Linked DNA regions of Homo sapiens: region 2 is linked to region 1. Evidence: chromatin loops called from intact Hi-C (ENCODE). Cell type or tissue: PC-3. All regions are shown on one strand. Each heading gives the region's core, and the rest is flanking DNA. Links, peaks and the distances in the headings are about the cores only.

What was found. Peaks named below come from ENCODE experiments on the same cell type or tissue, not always from the same donor. Only the 100,000 strongest peaks of a DNase experiment are listed, where the experiment ranks them.
Region 2: it touches region 1 in a loop (8-fold over the local background); 2 of 110 quality-filtered maps call a loop at or near these places.

What each region holds. Positions count from the first base shown.
Region 1 is chr3:31,163,702-31,169,005 of GRCh38, reverse strand. No RefSeq gene overlaps it. Among named protein-coding and RNA genes, the nearest start is that of MIR466, 4.6 kb to the right of the region's middle. In PC-3, for the core only: no CTCF peak of the experiment used is centred there; DNase peaks (open chromatin) are centred at 2,215 and 2,555; H3K4me3 peaks cover 620 bases; H3K27ac peaks cover 1,720 bases.
Region 2 is chr3:31,765,818-31,771,121 of GRCh38, reverse strand. All of the region lies in intron 4 of OSBPL10 (oxysterol binding protein like 10), which reads left to right. Among named protein-coding and RNA genes, the nearest start is that of OSBPL10-AS1, 64 kb to the right of the region's middle. In PC-3, for the core only: a CTCF peak has its summit at 2,183 (motif pointing right); no DNase peak of the experiment used is centred there.

The sequences.
Region 1 (5,304 bases), core at 1,321-3,820:
ACTTGAACAGGTTTGGTAAGGATCATTTTGCTCTCAATAGGTTGGATGCCTTCCTATGTTTTGTTTAGTAAGATGTTGCTTACTTAGGCAGTCAGGTATATGGAAACAATTAACCTGAATTTTTTTTTCTTTCTGGTTTTCATGTTTCAGCTTCAGCCAGCCTAGGTTACCTTTAGTCACTTTGAGAATTTCACACACATTCACATTCCTGAGTTAGATACTTACATTGAGATTTTTGCTTTGAATACAGCAAAGCCAACATGCCCTAGGAAAATTCTCCTAAAGGATACATTCCCCTAAAGGAAAAAAGAATGAAAGATACAGATACAAACTCATTTTTTCAGAAAAACTAAATAACAGCAAAACCCCAAACTGCAAAACTGGCGGAAGTGCTATAAAAAGCGGTGGAACCCAAGCAAAGGGGTACGCATGAAGCAGAGAGAAACACCATGGCCAGAGAGCTTAGAGATGGCCAGAAACAAGTCACCCATGAAAAGCGAAAGCACACACTCAGGTGAAAAATATCTAAATCCCAGTGGTTGCTGGAACTCCCCAGACCTGTATTCCTTTCAAGAAACAAAGGAGATGAGGTTAAATGAATTACACAGGTAAGCCACATCTGCAGGAAGCAAGGTGTTTACATGGCAGTGGAGGAGACACAAGTCCTTACATTGCAAAAAACCCTATAGTTGTCTATCTCCATTAGATGGGGAGAAGGAAAGGGTAAACACACATAAATACACACACACACACACAGCAAACAATATTCAAGTACACCTGTAACAAGAAATCTACACAATAATTGTTGCAAAAAATACCCATCAACTTCAATGGTGAGTAATGAAACATGTAGAGTACAGGATCAGTGTAAGAAACCAGAAAGAGTGATGAGAAGCAATAGTAAACAGTGGCCGAGAAAGATACGTGTTTAGAAAAAAAATATTACTATCAAAAAGATAATAATCGCAACCATTTTTCCATTATGACTAAATAAACCTAACAATCCCATCACCTTTGTGGAGCTAGAACAAAAAGCAGAAATGTAAGAGCTCAAAATAAAGATAGTGCCTTAGTCAGTTTGGGCTGCTAAAACAGAATACCATAGACGGAATGACTAAACAACAGAAATTTACTTCTCATACTTCTGGAGGCCGGGAAGTCTAAGATCAAGGCATCAGCTGATCTGACATCTGGTGAAGGCACTCATCTTGATTTGGAAATGACCATTTTCTCTGTGTTTCCTCACATAATAGAGAGGAGAAGAAACATTATCTCTCTCCTGTCTCTTCTAAAAGACACTAATCCCATTCATGAGGGCTTCACCCTGATGACCTAATTACCTCCTAAAGTTCCCACTCCCAAATACTGTCACATAGAGTATTTAGGCTTCAGCATATGAATTTTGGAGGGACACAAATGTTCAGTCCACAGCAGGTAGTAAGAATACAAGAAGAAACCAAACATGACCTTAGCAAAAAACATGAAAGAGCATATTAAATAGTAACTATTAAAATATTACATAACCATTACAAAGGTGTCTATTAAATAAAATAAAATAATTGACTAAAAGTGGATAGTAGAGGTGAAGGAGGAAGGAAGGAGAAAGAGAAAATGTATTAAATTCATCATTTATAGTAAGAAATTAATAGGTAGTGTATAAGTTGCAGTTATAAAGATAACTGCTAGCACAAAAATACATATGGTACTAAAGATGAGAAGAAACACAAAATATAAAGCAAAAGATGACACGTTAAAGAAGTTTTGAAGCTAGAAAAAGAAAGCATAATATAAAATAGGATGATAAAAGTACTTGTCATATCCGTACTCATAAATGGGCTAAAATCTCCTGTGGAAAGAAAAAGCCTTTCATATTGGGATCACTACAACATATCCTAACAAGTCTCCTGGACCTCAGAGATAATGAAAGAATCACCTGGGGAGTCACCTATTAGGGGAAAAAATCAGCTGGATACAGATTTTCCCCAGCAACAGTCAGTGCTAAAAGACTGGAGTAACAGCTACAAAACCCTCGAGGAACTAAATAAGATTCAAAGATTTGATACTGGGACAAAAGTTGTTCAAGGCTAAATTCAACAGATCAGAACAGAAAACCACACAGAAATTGTTTTTCCTGTAAGCCTTTCTTGAGATGTCTACCAGAACAAGGGTTTGCAAACTATGGCCCTTGGGCCAAATCCAGCTCACTGCCTGATTTTAAAATAAAGTTTTATTGGAATGCAGCCACACTCATCATTTACATATTGTCTTTGGCTGCTTTCCTGACACAATAGCGAGTTGAGTAGTTGTAACAGAGACCTTATGGCCTGCCCAGCCATATATATACATATACAATCTAGCCCTTTATAGAAAAAAAAATGTTGACCCCTGAAGAAGACTGTAAGTTCTTTAAGGGTAGGAGGTCTATTTCAGTTTTCCTTATATGCTTAGCACTTATAACATATAAGAAATGCTCAATAAATATTTGCCAAATGAGTAAGTACCTTAGTTCTCATTCTTTCACCTTGAGCTCACTCACCCCATCTGCTTCCTGAATCGCCGTTCTTTTTCTTCATTCCCTGAATAGACCCTTGGTAATAGGAATACAGGAAAGTAAATAACTTTTCAGTAAAAGACTGCAAGAAGCCACAAAGAGTTAACACGCTGGCCAAACACTCAGCAGACTAACAGTGAGTTAGTCTGTGCAGAATTGCATTGCATTCTCTGAATTTCTTACAGCTTCAAATACTGCTAAGAATATCTTACATTTGTGCAATGATCTACAGATAACAATTTACTTGCTCTCTTGTCCTTTCTCTGCCTGACTTCCATTAAAATTTGTTCTGTTCTCTTATAAAAAAAAGTTTGAAGGGAAGAACGGCTATACTTAATAGGCATAGAAATTAAACTACAGGATTGCTTGTTAAATCAATCCTATTTCTCTCTCCTCAAAGCTTTTTTTGTCCCTTTTCCTACCCCTCCCCTTTTATTCATGCTAGGTTAGCTTAGACACTTGAGAAGCTTCTGAGCACCGGGGAAAATGGACATCAACCAGAACACCTCCGTTTTCCAAGAGGCAGTAAATTGATGGTTGAGAATGGAGGCTCTAGAGTCAAAGCTCAATTTTAAGTCCTCGCTTTGTCTCTTATTAGCTGTGTGGCTTTGGTTGTGTTATTTAACTCTTCTATGCCTCAGCAACCTTATCTGTGAAACGCATATCGTAATAGCACCTACTTCATAGTGTTGTGGGAAAATTAAATGTTTTAGTGTAGAATAAAGCACTTATAAAAGTACTTGGCACATAGTAAGCATTCACGAGTGTCAGCTAATGTTATTGTTGCTGTCATCATCCTTCACTCTCTGCTGTTAAGGGAACAATTAGCCAGGGACTGGTTTACTCAGTGGTATCTGCAGCAGAGCTATGAGGAGAGTGTGGATAAGAGCGCTTGGACGTGCGTGGCTCTCAGGCTCCTAGAATGAAGTGTTTTCTTTCCTTTGATCTCTGCAGGGTAGTGACTGCTCTACGGGCCTCAATAGCTTCACGTGATGTTGATTTCTGTATCTTGTTGGTTATGGCCAGTGTTTCTTCAGGAATTCCACTTTTAGTTGATTATTCAGTGAAGCTGGTAAATATGATTCCCTGCAGCTCCAGGAAGAAGTAATTTCTGGTTTTTGTTATTTTTGGAAAACTTCTTTGTATGCCTCATTGCTGGTTAAATAGACAAGACTTCTGCTTGCTAGATTTCATGAATTTGGGGCTTTCTAGAAAGCAATACATTATGCTGCTTTAAATATTAAGTGTCCTCAGGATGGGGAACATCACACCCTGGGGCCTGTCGTGGGGTGGGGGGAGGGGGGAGGGATAGCATTAGGAGATATACCTAATGTAAATGAAGAGTTAATGGGTGCAGCACACCAACGTGGCACATGTATACATACGTAACAAACCTGCACGTCGTGCACATGTACTCTAGAACTTATAGTAATAAATAAATAAATATTAAGTGTCTTAAAGAATTACTTTAAACTGATTGCCATGAATAGGATTCACTTTATTTCAGAGTCGAAGAAAGCAGTTCATGTTATAACATGCGGTGTCTGAACGCACAAATCAGGTATTCATCTGATTTTGGCCACTCTAGGACTATAAATAAAACCGTCAGTTCATCAGGTTCCAATTTTCTATCTATAGTCATTCTCAGATTTTTTTTTTTTAATCCTGGGATGTTCTTGGGACAATAAAAAAGATTAGCTAAGAGTGACCAAATCCGCACCCTAAATTTAGTACTATGTTACACTGACTACATACTGTATGAGCTTTAAAGCACTGTAACAACTCACAACAAAAGTTATGTAGTAAATTCTGATATAACCTTGAAGTCTCCACCCTAAGGAGGGAGTGCTGACTTTCAGACACTGAGCCCAAGCAAGTGGCCTTTACACTGGTTTAGTCTGGTTTCTTTCTTGCACGGTCCAGGTTTTGCTAACTTTCCTCAGAGAATCCTGAGCCTGCTTTGCTGGCATGTGTTTCCTTTTGTCCCAGTTTTTGTTACTAGTTACCACAAATTCTTAGGCTTTGTGATATACTTCCCTTATATTCCCTTTTAGCACAGCTCCCATAATGTATCTCTGGAAGGTTAAGTCTGGCAAAACTGGCCTTTACTACTTTACTAATTATATATATATATATGAATGGCCCTCATCTGTTTCCTTGGGGTGGGCTATTTTTCTTTTAAGAAAATGAAGATGATTTCCTCTATGTTTTTTGCAAAAATTCATTATGACGGTAGGAGTGAATATGATCATGGAGATAATGATGTTGATGTTAACAATGACTGCACTTCCTACTACCATGCCATCCTCACAACAACCCCTATAGAGAGATTTTTATATTATTTAATATTTAGTTATAATTTATTCATATAAATTATTTGCAAATATAATAATTTATTGAGAATATTATTTGTATATTCCTTTTACAGACAGGAAAATTGAGGCTAAGAGAAGTTAATTAACTTGCCCAAGATTACATCATTAACACATTTTTGAGCTGGAATTGAAACCCAAGTCCAACTGTCTGTGGAGTCCCAGGTTTTAACCACTAAGATAATAAAAATATAAACATTTACAAATGTAATTTTAAATTAGGAGATCAGATGTGCAAATCTAAAGATTGGGTCATGGACTAATTAGGAATCATAATTGTGTGGAAGTAGCTACCGGCTGGAAAGAACTCTAAGGATTCATTTTGTCCACACCCTGAACCCACTCTCCTCTACTGGGCCATGAATTCTTTTAACGACTACT
Region 2 (5,304 bases), core at 1,130-3,629, 600 kb before region 1:
GTATTAGCAGCATTTCTGAGTGATTCACGTATATGGACTGATTCATTCCTCATGATAAGCCTATGTGATGAGAACTATTGTGAGCCCCATTTTACAGGTAAGGAAACTGAGGCCAAGGAAGATTAAACATGCCCAAGATTACAGTTAATAAGTGGTGTCCTCAGCCTACACTCCTAGACACTAAACTGTGCCACTTCCTAGAATGGGGAGAATGGGGTGCTCCCTCGACCAGTAAACAAATTAACTGAGTAGGAGCTTGTATTTTCTCGTATTTTATTATGTATTGTTAGTTTTCCGTGAAGCTGAGCTCAAAACTAGTTCCCTTCTTTTTTTTTGAGACAGAGTTTTGCCCTTGTTGCCCAGGCTGGAGTGCAATGACGCGATCTTGGTTCACCGCAACCTCCGCCTCCTGGGTTCAAGCGATTCTCCTGCCTCAGCCTCCCAAGTAGCTGGGATTACAGGCATGCACCTCCATGCCCGGCTAATTTTGTATTTTTAGTAGAGATGGGGTTTCTCCATGTTGGTCAGGCTGGTCTCGAACTCCTGAGCTCAGATGATCCACCCACCTCGGCCTCCCAAAGTGTTGAGATTATAGGCGTGAGCCACCGTGCCAGGCCTCAAAATTAGTTCCTACAGGCATTTTAGCTGATAGTAAACATAGCAAGTGTCAGACAATGGACTCCTGTTTCTCAAACCAGCTTTACAAACAGAGATGACCTGTTCATCAAGGAGAACAGACCACACAGGATAAATGCTTAAGAAATGGGCTATTTGGGTCGATTATTTTTTAATCTTTGAAATTGTTGATGGGGAATGATATGGCATTAACAGCATTGTAGAGTTGGTATAACCCCCGTCCCCCAACTTTTTTCCAGAGGAAAGGAAAAATAGGCATTTTAAAATTCAGTTTAAACCTGAACATTAGCCTCTCAGGACAGAAATGGGAAAATGCTCCCTGCACCTTTTCTCTTTATCTGTATCAGTAGTCCCTTGCCTGACATCCCTGAGACTACAAGTTTTGGTTTTTTTATTGATTGCTTTATCTTTGACCACAAGTTTCTTTGAGAATCTAATGAAAGTCAAGGACTCTTTCCTTAGGAGGAAAATGCTTCTAGGTACAGGCAGAACCTTGTCATCAAATATATTTTGTGGATATTCCCAAACCCCTTGAAAAACCCATTGAGATGGCATTGCAGGGTCCATAGATTTCAGAACCTTCTTAGGGGATCCATGAACTATTTTCACCATTTAAAAATACCTACAATCAAGCAGTTATCTGTTTCTTTGCTCTTGGCTGGAGTTAAGTGAGCATTTGCTGGGAAATCTGGTTTTCTTATGTAGACAAATAACTGAAAGCAAGAAGTGGGTGAGGTGGGGTTCCTTAGTGGTGAAAAGGTTGGGAACTGACAGCCTATATGGCGTCTCCATCTTCATCTGCCTCTCCTTTTCCCAAATCCTGTAGTCTGCACAGCTACAGTCTAACTCATATATTTTTATAATGAGTTATAATATAAAAATATATTTTTAATAAAATATATTTTTATAATGAGTTATAATATAAAAATATATTTTTAATAAAATATATTTTTATAATGAGTTATAATATAAAAATATATTTTTAATAAAATATATTTTTATTCTGTTTTTTTTTGTTTTTTTTTTGTTTTTTTTTTTTTGAGATGGAGTTTTGCTCTTGTTGCCCAGGCTGGAGTGCAGTGGCGTGATCTCGGCTCACTGCAACCTCTGTCTCCCGGGTTCAAACAATTCTGCTGATTCAGCATCCAGAGTAGCTGGGATTACAGGTGTGCACCACCACACCTGGCTAATTTTTTGTGTTTTTTAGTAGAGACGGGGTTTCTCCATGTTGGTCAGGCTGGTCTCAAACTCTCGACCTCAGGTGATCTGCCCGCCTCGGCCTCCCAAAGTGCTGGGATTACAGGCTTGAGCCACCGTGCCCAGCCGTCTGTTCTTTGATTATTTCATGCTTGCATGTTTTGTCTCCTCTGTTCATTCTTAAGACCATTTGGGTACCACTTCTTAAGGGCCCCTTTCTTATTTTCCATGGGGCTTGGCACTCAGTAGTTCAGTTGGCTTATTTTTCCGCGGCTGCCGTCTTCTCAGGAAAGTGCAGTGTCTGCCAAAGGTGTCCATTCTTTTGTCAGCAGGGGGCAGCAATGGAATGGGCAAAAATGGTCATTGTTCTTCAGATTAACTTTTCAGAGCTCTAAGACCCTTTAAGGGGTAATACCTACCCAATGTGAATGCTGAGGAAATTGTTTGTGAAATAAATGGAGCTTGATTAAAATCTAGCATATATTTCAATTCGAAGCAATATTATTGTTTTAACTAGAGGAATTGCCTTGTTTAGAGGTGTATGTAGGTTTGGGTTCCTGATGCGTTGGGGTGGCACAGAGGGTGAAGTATACAGTCAGAAGCCTAGGAAGGGAGCCAGTGAGCATTTCCTCAGGCTGCCGGTTACCTTTTATTGCTACTAAATTTACATGAACATAGGCCAATTTATCCCTGGAGTGAAATATGTATTTATGTTGTAGTGTGGAAAGAATTACATGTGTTTATTTTACATCTGGGAAATCTGAAAAAATATCTGCAAGAGTACTAATATTACACATTTTCTAAAAGCTTCGTTTAAAGGTGGTGAATTAATAGTACACAGATAAGTCTAAAGGGAGACAATTTCTAATTATTTTCTGAACTGAAGGAGAAAATGCATTTTCCTTCTATAAATGGTCAGATTAGCCAAAAATTGGGCAGCCCTGAGATAGGAGTTTGGTAGGACTGGTTTTGCAAGGTATGGGTCGCAAAAACCTCCCCTGATAAAAAGAGATGCCTACCAAAACCAAGGGGGCCATGAACGTGACCTCTCGTGGTCCTCACTACTGGTCATATGCTAATTATAATGCATTAACATGCTAAGAGACACTCCCACCAGCGCCATGACAGTTTACAAATACCATGGCAATGTCTGGAAACTACCCTATATGGCCTAAAAGGAGGAGGAACCCTCAGTTCTGGGAATTCCCCACCCCTTTCCCGGAAAACTCATGAACAATCTGTCTCTTTTTTAGCGCACGATCAAGAAATAACCATAAAAATAGCCAACCAGTAGTCCTCAGGGCTGCTCTATCGAGTATCCTTTACTCCTTTACTTTCTTAATAAACTTGCTTTTACTTTACTCTGTAGGCTGGCTTTTGAATTCCTTTCTACATGAAGCCAACGACCCATGTGACCTCCCAGGCTGAACCCAAATTTTGAGGTTCGCCTTGTGACAGCCCCGACTACTGACACAATTGTGATAACTGAAGCAGAGCATTTTCACCTGGAAGAAACAAATCTGAAGTCTGAGGCTAGACCCAGAGCCTGAAGGGTGCATTCAGTGGTTCATTTAACACTTAATTAGGGTCACCTTGCACTAGCCAGGTGCTATGGGAGTGGGGACATGGGCCTGCTCCCCAGACCTCAAGGCCTTACAGAAGAGAAGGGCAAGTGCTCACGGGAGGGCTCTGAGAGACTTGGGGCACGGGGACTTCTAAGTGGGAGATAAGGAAGGCTTCATGAAGAACTGAGGAAGGGCATTGGAAGCCTGGTAGGACTTTGACCATGAGAGATGGGGAGGAAAAGCTTTCTAGGCAGATGTAACCTGACAGGAATTCAAGAGGTGTCATGTTGCCCAAGTAGGTAGTGTATTTATGAGGAGGCAGGGACAAGATACAAAGCCACCGTTTGTGAGAATTACACACAATTATATTTTTTAGATCCTGTACTTTCCAAGTGGTTATTGCAGGGACCACAGTTGAGTTTTTTTCTCACTGGCTTAGTGATGGTCGTGGGAGAAGAACTTATTCCCATGAACAGAGGGAACTGTTTTAATCACAACTGCATGAGCAAAACACAAGAGGGCTCTTGAAAGAGAGAATTGGCTAATATTGTAGCAAAATCCAGAGCTCCTCAGTGGTAATTTTAATTTCCACAAAGTTAATGAAAGTATAGCCCTCCAGACCTGATATGAAAAAGTAGTATAACGTAGCTAATTGGGTTGTTTTCTAGACTTAGGAATCACCAGGGAAAGGCTAAGCTTAGAGAGGACTGTGGATTGAGCCCTCATCTCTTTTTAATCTCCTCTATAACCTGGCAGATTCTATTGGCTTTTCATTATGAGATTGTACTGCAAATGAAAGAAAGAGGAGGTGGGGTGTTCTGGGCTTGGTTACAGCTGGGTGTTTATCACAGGCATTTATAAGAAGTTAGTACACTTTCAGGCCCTCTGACAGGAAGCTTTGTAACCTGGCATTCATGTCATGCCAGCATTAAGTTTAGAGAAATGCTCCATTATTTGATTAATTGTCTTGGATAAAAGCCTTAACTGATGTTCCAGTTGACCTACAAATCTTGTGAAGTGAGTTTTAAAAGTATTTGTAAATAGTATGTATCCTTATAGCTCATGAATGTCAGAATTCTACACTGGGGCCAGCACAGTGGCTCATACCTGTAATCCCAGCAATTTGAGGGGCTGAGGAGGAAGATTGCTTGAGGCTAGGAGTTCAAGACCAGCCTGGGCAACATAATGAGACCCCATCTCTACCAAAATAAAAATTATCTGGGTGTCATGGTGTGAGCCTATACTCCCAGCTACTTGGGAAGCTGAGCTCAGAGGATCATCTGAGTCCTGGAGGTTGAGTCTGCAATGAGCAATGATTGTGCCACTGCACTCTAGCTTGGGTGGTGATGAAGTGAGACCGTGTCTCAAAAAAAAAACAAAAAAAAACAAAAAAACAAAAAAACTACATTGGGCCAAACATCACAGAGCAGTGGGCAGAGGGAAGACCCTATGTTGAAGTGGGGGATCTGTGTCCACATGGTGTGTCACATGGCCACTGTTTTCCACATCTCCAGTGTCAGCTGAGTGGGCTCAGGCAGGCATGTGACCCAGAGCCAATAACGTAAACTCACTTTCTCTCATCTGAATTAGGAGAAGAAACTAGAGGATTGGGTAGATTTGGCTCCAGCGGCTCTGCTGGGCTTTGTTGCAAGTGGAGGAAGTTGAGTTGAGCAAGAAGAGGAGAGAAAGGTGTGAAAACCAGCGACCATAGAGACCAGGGGATAGAGAGAAATAAGAGACGGCCATATCTCTGAAGGAAAGAAAGAGTAGCTCTTTCAAGTAGTTTCTGGGCACTCTTTCCTGTATCCATGCAACAAATCCCCTTCTCCTTGCATGAGTGTGGGTGGTTTCACTTCTTTGTTACTAAACTTTCTCTGTGACCATGATCAACTAAACCCTGGGAGGT